Linked DNA regions of Homo sapiens: region 1 is linked to region 2. A link is a contact called in ENCODE Hi-C or POLR2A ChIA-PET data. All regions are on one chromosome and are shown on one strand. Each heading gives the region's core, a stretch centred on a gene start or an enhancer-like site at or near the end of the contact. The rest is flanking DNA. Distances are from core to core; before and after follow the strand shown. Region 1 overlaps DLEU1 (deleted in lymphocytic leukemia 1). Region 2 holds the start of DLEU2 (deleted in lymphocytic leukemia 2).

What was found. Hi-C counts contacts between places; a loop is a spot of excess contacts on that map. ChIA-PET counts read pairs that join two places held with the same protein, here RNA polymerase II (POLR2A). Pooled maps may share reads with other maps.
Region 1: POLR2A ChIA-PET joins it to region 2 with 13 read pairs in CD4-positive, alpha-beta memory T cell. The contact joins the enhancer-like site here to the promoter of DLEU2 in region 2. A Hi-C loop is called at or near these places in 4 of 168 maps with a recorded cell type or tissue (CD4-positive, alpha-beta memory T cell, HepG2, PC-9 and 1 more), 6 of 37 single-sample maps with no recorded cell type and 11 of 50 pooled maps. POLR2A ChIA-PET finds 5 or more read pairs at or near these places in 13 of 52 experiments (CD4-positive, alpha-beta T cell, CD4-positive, alpha-beta memory T cell, HEK293T and 8 more).

The regions. Positions count from the first base shown.
Region 1 is chr13:50,247,109-50,251,447 of GRCh38, forward strand. The region is part of intron 2 of DLEU1 (deleted in lymphocytic leukemia 1); the gene reads left to right. Among named protein-coding and RNA genes, the nearest start is that of DLEU2, 120 kb to the left of the region's middle. RefSeq lists an enhancer at 1,947-2,462. Within about 2 kb of position 1,868, at least 4 of the 41 ENCODE cell types and tissues checked have a DNase peak (open chromatin) inside an H3K27ac peak, as active enhancers do; they include CD4-positive, alpha-beta T cell, where a contact is called at or near this core.
Region 2 is chr13:50,124,280-50,128,639 of GRCh38, forward strand. DLEU2 (deleted in lymphocytic leukemia 2) reads right to left here and starts at 1,262. Exons shown (of 14, transcript NR_152566.1): 1 at 1,023-1,262. The region is part of intron 2 of DLEU1 (deleted in lymphocytic leukemia 1); the gene reads left to right. RefSeq lists silencers at 1-234, 315-824, 1,145-1,354, 1,385-1,714 and an enhancer at 1,383-2,093.

The DNA of each region.
Region 1 (4,339 bases), core at 618-3,117, 120 kb after region 2:
TGAAAATACAGTGACTTAATTTCTGGCCCCAACACTTACGTTTTAGAAAGGTTTTGATCTCTGCCTGTGAAATGCTCTTTGAAATGGCTTTCTGAGTAGTAATGGGATTGGAAGAGTTCGGAGAATTCCATGTATCCTATGGTGATGTCTGGAGTGAAACATGGTATGAATCAAATTGCATTTTAGTTTAAATTAACTCATCCAATTAAGAGAAGTTAATTAGATTAACCTGCCAGCAAGGGATTAGAACTGGTATTATGATGACTAGTTTCTTCCTCATAATAATGAATGTGAAATTTCACTAATGGAGTGAAATTTGTGCAGCCACCCATGGATTGATTGAATTGGCAAAAATTCAAATAAGTTAAAAAAATATGGCTCTCATTGCTTTTGACTAATTTATAATTTTTAATTGAAAAAATGATTTATTATCAGTGTTAAAGAAGACTTAAAGAAATAAATAAATCACTGATAAATCTGTCATCCTAAGCAGCAGATGTTTTTGAGTTAAATATAACTTTTGCATACATGTATATTTTTATATAGTTGTATCATGGTATGTTTTTCATTTTTCTATAGGCTTCCCATATGTGATCATCTATAATGAATGTATAGCAATATTTACCAAAATATATTCTACAGAATGCTATTTTCTTGAGATTTAATTGACATTACTTGGGGATAATAAAACATCACTGAAGTCAAATAAGTTTGGGAAATTATAAAAGTAAACAAATTTCTTCACTGTAGTATTTCTGAAAGCCTATAATATTGTAAAATGCTTTTTTAAAAGATGAGGATTTGACACATATTCTCCAAATTAATATTTACGTGAAATGTTTTCTTTTTACACTATGAAAAACTGTCACACTAAAAACTGTTTAGAACATACTTTGGGAATCAGTGATGGGTAGAATTCTGTGGTGCTGCAATAACCTAATTTACTACCCCATTCCTCTACTGTTGGACAAGGATGTTCAAACCCAAGTTTCTTAACGTGGTCGACACATCCATGTAGGGTCTGGTCCCTCTTGGCCTCATCTCCCACCCTCTTCCCCCTTGCTCACTGTGCTCTTAACACCTTGGTTTCCTTCAGTTTCTGGAACTCACTAACCTCTGCCCCCATGTCAGGCAGGGCTTTTGCACATGCTAATTTGCCTCTTATAGATAATAGTACTTTTTTTTTTTTGAGATGGAGTCTCACTCTGTTACCCAGACTGGAGTGCAGTGGCATGATCTCGGCTCTACAACCTCCGCCTCCCAGGTTCAGGTGATTCTCCTGCCTCAGCCTCCCAAGTAGCTGGGACTACAGGCATGCACCACTACACTCAGCTAATTTTTGTAGTTTTAGTAGAGATGGGGTTTCACCATGTTGGTTGGCCAGGATGGTCTCTATCTCTTGACCTCGTGATCCACCCACCTCAGACTCCCAAAGTGCTGGGATTATAGGCATGAGCCACCATGCCCACTCTGATAAATAGTACATTTATCATGTTTCCTTTTATCGAATTATTTCCCAACTTACTACCCATTTTCAGGAGACATAATTAGTAACATAAAGAAATCTAGTACTATTGGTTTCATTTTGAACCAGCACTGTGCTGCATGGCATTTTCCTGTCTTTCCAGTAACAGCCAATCACAGCTCACTATTATGGATGTCAGCCTCAACAAAACCAAAAGAGCAAGGCACATAATCGATCACAATGCCAAGACCAGTGACTTTCAGATCAGTTATTCTATTCTCTCTGTGGATGAGATCCATTGAGGGTCGGCCAGATGTCTTTTTTCAGGGGTTTTTCAGAATATATGTTTCATGTTGTTACACATCATTGCTCACAAGGATTTTGCTCAGTGTGACAAGGAAGTGGCAGTTTGCTTGCTCCTTCCACACTCTTGAAGGCCTATGGTGCTCTAAAGGAAGTGAAGGGTGACTGTTGACCTAGTTAGAGCAGCCTCCCAAGAATGCAAAATGAGACCTGGGGGACACACATCCTACTCTGTATTTTGCAGCTCATCAGTAATTTTATTAGGAAAGAAGATGAAAGTATAGAAGGAATAATTATCAAAAAGTATAAGTGACCCCAAATCATAGAGTAAGGTTTTTGGTCTAACCCATTGATTTTACAGATGAGGAATGGCAGATCCAGGGCTGAGACCACAACACAACTTCAGGAGGAGGCATTCGCATAGACAATGGGATGAATGGGGCCCCCTGGAGTTGTTCAGTGGGTTAGCCCTGTTCAGAGAAGTTAAGAGACTTGTCCAAGGTCACTTTGTAGGTTTAGCCTGCTGTTCTTTTGTGTTTGATGATAGAATAGGCATGAACTAGAGAATTACAATTTGGACTGGCTACAGTGATAGTCTAAAATTAGTGTAAAGCCAAAAGTATAAACTCAGTTTAAGTTTTGAAATGAATTGACTCAATCAAGGTGGGGGACATATTGGCTTGACAGCATTTAAATTAAAAAAGTCTCAGTGAGGAGTTAGTTGGCCATAAGCACTGTGTTAGGCAACCTGAGGTCTGCAGTGGTAAAGTGATTTATTGGAATCCTATGCTGGAGTGATAGAGACAGTGCATCCCACACCCCTGTACTGACTAGGACGCAACTGAAATTTTGCACTGAGTTCAAGGAGTCATATTTTTTAAAGGGACAATAATAAATCTTTGATCTCCAAGGTCATGTGCAGGGCACTTAGTACCAACTCAATGGATGTTTATTCAGTTAGTTTGTTGCTAAACTAACTATGCTGTATGTAAAGTGCCTGACACATAGTAGGTGCCCAGAAATGTTAGTTTTTATTCTCTTTTCCGGAGGAGGACAATGAGATTGCTATAGATTCTTGCAAACATGCTGACTAAAGAACCCGTGAGGAAGTTAGGAATTACTGTGAATCTTTGAGTCTTCTAACACTGAGAGCCTGATTCTCTGCTTTATTTAAATAATAATAAACAGGATTTATTATTAAGATCTCATTGGAACTGTAGAAATGTCAGTGAGTCTCCCTCCCTCCCTCACTCCCTTCCTCTCTTTCTTCCTCCCTTCCTCACTTCCTTCCTTCCTTCCTCATTATTGATTATCCTGGCAATGTGTTACACTCTGGGAATTCAAAAATTAGTGATTTATGATTACTCTTAAGGGACAGACATGGAAACAAACACATTACAATATAGTGTGATAGTTGCAGCAATAGAAGCACGTGGACAGCACAGATATAATAATTCAATTCAACACATACTTGCTGTGAGAACTTCTATGTACCAGGCACTGTGCTAAGCTCTGAGAATACAGCTGAACACAAGACAGACACATCTCTTGGGGGGAGATAGACATTAAATAATTAATTACATATGTGGAAGTATTCCACAAGCTACCATGAGAATGAGGGTTGTGAGAAAAGAAAGGCTTCGCTGAAGAAGTAGTGTTTGAGCTGAGGCTGAATAAAGTGTAGAGATTGGCCAAGCGTGAAGGGAGGGGAAGAGAATCCCAGCGAGATGTCACCAGTGAACTTCCCTAAAGCCCCGTCATCAAGCTTCCCTGAAATCGTTTTTGTAAAGAACCTTTTTTTTTTTTTTTTTTTTTAGAGATAAGGTCTTGCTTTATTGCCCAGGCTGGAGTGCTGTGGCATGATCAGAGTTCACTGTAACCTCGAACTTCTGGGCTCAAGCGATCCTCCTGCTTCAGCCTCCTGAGTAGCTAGGACTACAGCCATGTACCACCATGCCTGGGTAATTATCTTTTTCTTTTCCATAAAGACATGATTTCACTCTGTTGCCCAGGCTGGTCTCAAACTCCTGGCCTCAAGTGATCCTCTTGCCTTGATCTTCCAAAGGGCTGGGATTACAGGTATGAGTTACCACACCTGCTGATTTCCGTGAAATCTAAATGTTCTTTTGCAAAGTTCGTGTGTGAGGATCACTTCAAGTTTTTCTCATATTTGCTGGAGAGAGAAATAATCCAAGATGCACATAGAGGTATTATAGTAAACTTGGAGACTCATGCTTGTTTTGGCAGTGTTGGTGTGACTTACAGACAAAATAGAAGGTCTTGTTTGTTATGAATTAAAGAGTTTGGAGCAGATCTTCCACACTTATATGGAGATTCATTTCTTAGGGTGACTTTCTCTCAAGGGCATCTTATAAAATTCATGTATTCTAAGAAAATATAATACATTAGCAGGAGTAAGTGTAACATTACTTTTTGAAGGAAGAGAAAGGAAAGAAGGGGCAAAGGCCTTGTTGGGGTCGGGGGAGTGACCTGAAATTAAAGGATAATGAAGGGGAGGCCATGGAATAAGATACCACATTTCTCTAGACTCAAACTGTCTAGGGCTGGCCT
Region 2 (4,360 bases), core at 12-2,511:
CAATGGGACGCGTCGGGAGGGGGCGGCCGCGGCTCCCATTCCGGTCCCAGGGCGGGGACTCCGGGCGGCGGGAGAAGCAGTCGGGCTGGGGCCAGAAGGAAAACCCCTCTCTCCCTCTGCCCACTCAAACTGCGAAAGGGCTCCAGCCGGCGGTGCCAGGGGCTGGGGAGCAGCTGGGGAGGGAGCGGAAGTGCCACCCCCTGCAGTCAAGGGTGGTGACGTCACCCCTGCAGCCAGCCTGTAGCGGGGGTGTCTGTACATCACATGACCCGGCCCCCCTCTCCCCGCCGAAGCCCGCGCGCGCGCTCTCTCCCCCAGCCCCGACTCCCACCTCTCCCCCGCCCCCTCTCCCCAACTTTCGCCCTCCCCGCTCCGGCACCGCTGTCAACAGCGCCAGCTCCGCCCCCTCCCCGCGCCCTGTGGAACCGCCACGGCGGCGCGGCGGGCGCTCGCGCTCAGGTCCGAGGCTCCGAGAAGCGAGCGTGCCCCGGTTCCACCCTGCCCCCCAGCTCAGTGCTTGCTGGCTGCGTGGGCACCAGAGCCAGGGGGCACGGCGGCGTGCAGCGACAGCGCTTCTCTGCTCCATCCTCCCACAGCAGTTAGAGGACGAAGCTGAGGCGCCGGGTCCGAGCTCGGAGGGAGCGAGGCGCATGCAGCGGCCTCCGGGCCCTGACGCGTAGCCTCCGGGGGTCGGCCCACGGGCGAGAGAAGCAGCCGGGAGCCCCTCCTCGACCCCAGCAAGGCGGCCCGCGCCTCCGCTCTCCCTACCGCCCGGGTGGCGCACGCCAGTCCTCCGTCTTTGGCTGCGGCGCAGGCACCGGCCATACGACGAGGGGCCAGGCGGGGACCGCCTCCTTGAGCCCCCTCGGCCACCCCTGCCGTGTGGACTGCTGGGGTTGCAGATTTGCTGGCTGTTGCTGCAGCGCCTCGTTCTATTTTTCCTCTCAGTTCCCTTCTAAAAGTGGAGGCTCGGGGGAGGAAAAAGAAAGCCCACAGTGTTGAAAGGGGCGGTACGGACTGACCTGTCAACGGCGGAGGAGGAAGACCCCCGTTCGGGGCGAGCTCTCGAGCCCGCGCAGGGATCGGAGCTCTGGGCTCGCGCGGAAAGGCACGGCGGCAGCTGTGCCTCAGCCAGGTGTCCCCCCTCGGCGGGGCCCGCGCCGCCGCGCCCGCCCCCTCCCCCGGCGCAGCGCTCCCCGCCCCATCGCCGGGGACCAGGGAACCCCCCGGCTCGATTTTTTGTGCAGTTTCAGCAAAGCTCCGAGGAAGTTGGTCCTTTTGTTCCACTATTTATAGATTGCGTCAACATTGCGAAAAGGAGAAGGCGGAGCGGTGGCCCCTCCCCCTCCCCTCCCCCCGCCGGCTCCTGGGAGAGAAAAGCCCCAGCACACGACCTAAGTACACAGCGCGCCAGCCGCCCGCCCGCGGCCTTCTGCTCCCCGCTTCTTCCCCCTCCCAGCCGGGGCCCGAACGCTGCCAACCCCGTCACGTGCCCGCCCGGGAAAACCAGCTCCCCGGGGCTCCGCGCCGCCCGCCAGGCTTCGTGGCGGCGGCGGCGGCAGCGGCCTCACCCAGCTCGTGGGCTCGGGCCGCGGCTCAGGCGTCACGCATAGCGTGGGCACCCACGCCCTCGCCACCCGACGAGGATCTCGGGCTCCGCGACCTGTGGGAGTGCTGCGGGGCGTCCCGCACTTCCGCCCTCTCTCGTCTCCGGCTCCCCAGTCGCCGCCCCGCTCGCCGAGTGTGCGCGCATTCGGGCCTCGCCTCGGAGCCGGGAGGCTGTCCTGTCCCCAGGCCCCTCGCGCGGCCGCTCTTCCAGGCATTGCGGTGCTAGCCCCCTCTCCCGCGCACGACTGGGGAGGGCAGAGGTGTGAGGGATGCGGGGGTGGCTCGCAGCCGTTCGCGGGCAGGCGGGCGGAGCGCGGGAAGCGCGGTGCGGGCGTTCCATGGCGCACCCAGACGCTCTCCCTCCTCCGCAGGTGCAGCGGGGCGTTGCGCGAGCTCGAGTCCCCCTTCCCGGACAGCTAGGGAGAAGGGAGTTTGCAGACCGGAGCTACAGTTGGAAGAATATAGTTTTTGAGAAGTTACTGGAAGTTAGATGTGAGACAAAAACAGACGAACTTTCCTTCAAAGCCTTATGACGAAATGATAGGCCTTGCCATACCCTTGAAATGAAACTGAGCTCCCTACCGGCCTAAAGCCGCTGTTCCTGAGCTTCATGTAAACAAGGAGGGCGGTAAACACCAGAGGAAGGCCTTACAACAATACCAAGTGCAAGTAGCTCATTTGAGTGTTATTTATCTTAGCAGCTTCCCTGAGTGATTTATGTATATTGCAGTTTAACTTTACAGGGTGGGAATAAAATAATTTGGCTTCTCAGCTCACTGGCGGAAGAAACTAGAGCTGAGCTGGGACGAGGGCAAGAAGCGCGTCGCACCTTTCCTGGCAGCTGAACAGTGTGATGAACAGTCTGGAAGGGTTATGTTATTACTTAAGGGGTTTGGGGAAACCGTTCCCGCGCACAGACCCTCATTCGGGCCAACTGCAGGCCGTGGGGGACTCTTCAAGGACTCGCGCAACCCGAGCCGAGCTTCCTGGCTGGGCACTGGGCTCAGCCAGTGCTGAGAGCGCTTTCGCTGGGCCAGTCAAGACAGCAATAAGTTTGCCTCTATTTGGGAAACCTTTCCAGGCTTGCCTGCCCTCTTTTAAGAGGGAGACTAGGTGGTGGGATCGTCAGCTGCCAATGTGTGCACTCGTTCTAAAGAAGGCGAGAGGAAGTAAAGCGAACCTGTGCAGTGTTTGCTGGGCTTCCAAAACGCGGAGCTTAGTCGACCCCCCAGCGAACCGGACGGCGCTTTGGTCCCCTCACACCTAACGGTACTCAGAGCCTGGTGCGGGAGCTGGCGCGCTCGCTCCTGGTTTCCTTCCAATTTAGGCAAAGGCCCTGGCCGCCCGTCTTCCTGCTTCTGCTGTGCCCTGCCACAGCACTCCTAAGACGGCGAATTCGTTTCTGCGCCAATTTTGTTTTGAATATCTACAAACCACTTTTCCTTGCATGAAGAAAACAAGGCAGGGCCCCCTGGCCCGTCCCACACCTGCGAGAGGCAGAGATACAGAGGCCTCGGGCCTCAGCCTTCATTTCCCCGCCCTAGCTTCGCGCCAAGCTGCAGTGTCCCCGACACACTGTCAGGACACGCGCTTTTCGCCCCTACTTTGTTCTTGCGCAGTCTTCCCAGCTGCGGAGAGGAGGGAGCGAAAGCAAAACGAAAGCACCCGGGGCGCATCAGTTGCAATAGCTTCCCTGAGCGCGGCCGTGGGAGGCCAAGATCTGAGGTCGCGAGGCGACGGTGGGGGCCCGAGCTGCGCAGAAACTGGGTGGGGGCGGTCCCTGGAGGGCGCCCGGGAGCTGCTAGAAGTTGTCCGGAGCCCCTCAACCCCCTTGGAAAAGCGAACGCGGATGTTAATATACCAACTCCGCAGGGAACTTTTGGCCCGGGTCTTGAGCTGAAATTCCAGACTGAATGGGACCGTGCTGAAAGTTCGACGAGGCAAAGGAGTATGGCGCGGGGGCAAGCTTTGACCCCCGGCTTCGTATCCTCGGGAGAGGCCGGGACTCCGGCTCGCCCAGCGAGGGTGCGCAGAGGCCTCCTGGGATTCTAGGCCCACAGAATTTTTGCTCCAGTGAAGTTGGATAAGCACTCCGCCTCCCCGCAAAAACCAGAGTTCTCGGCTTATAAACACTTCAATAAACTCTGGTGACATTCTCCGCGCTCGCTCCTTGCCCTCGCGGCAGTCACTGCAGGGACAAAGGCGGCCTGCGCAGACTTGGAAGAGGCGCGGCCCGCGTGGGCGGCTTTACCGGCCAAAGACGTTTTCAGTTAAGGGGAGGCATCTTCAGAGCTGAGGGTAACTCCCCACAGCCACCCCGCAGGTAGGGCAGCCAACCCCAATCTGGTCAGCTTAAAAGTGTCCTCGGTTTCGCCCCCTTTCCCAGCGAACCAACACTGGCAGATTGGCCTGCGAGCCGCTCGCTCTGTTGCTCTAGCACATTTATGTAGCCAAACGGTCGAAGAGCCCCATCTTTAAGCCCAATAAACACTTAACTTTATTCTATTTAATAACACATTTTGTTGTGGCAATATTTGTGGATTTTGGCAGGTATTAAAATCTGGTGATCCTAAATGAGTCCAATGTGGAAATGCAGTATTCTCTATGAGTAAATAGTTCTGTGCTTCCTCTCACTGGCACCTGACGCAAGGCGCAGCCAAGGACTATTACACCTCTGGCTGCTCGGACGCATCTTCGCACTGCGCCCCCTCGCTCTTTAAACCTGGGAGACTTGTAATTGTGTACCTGTTTG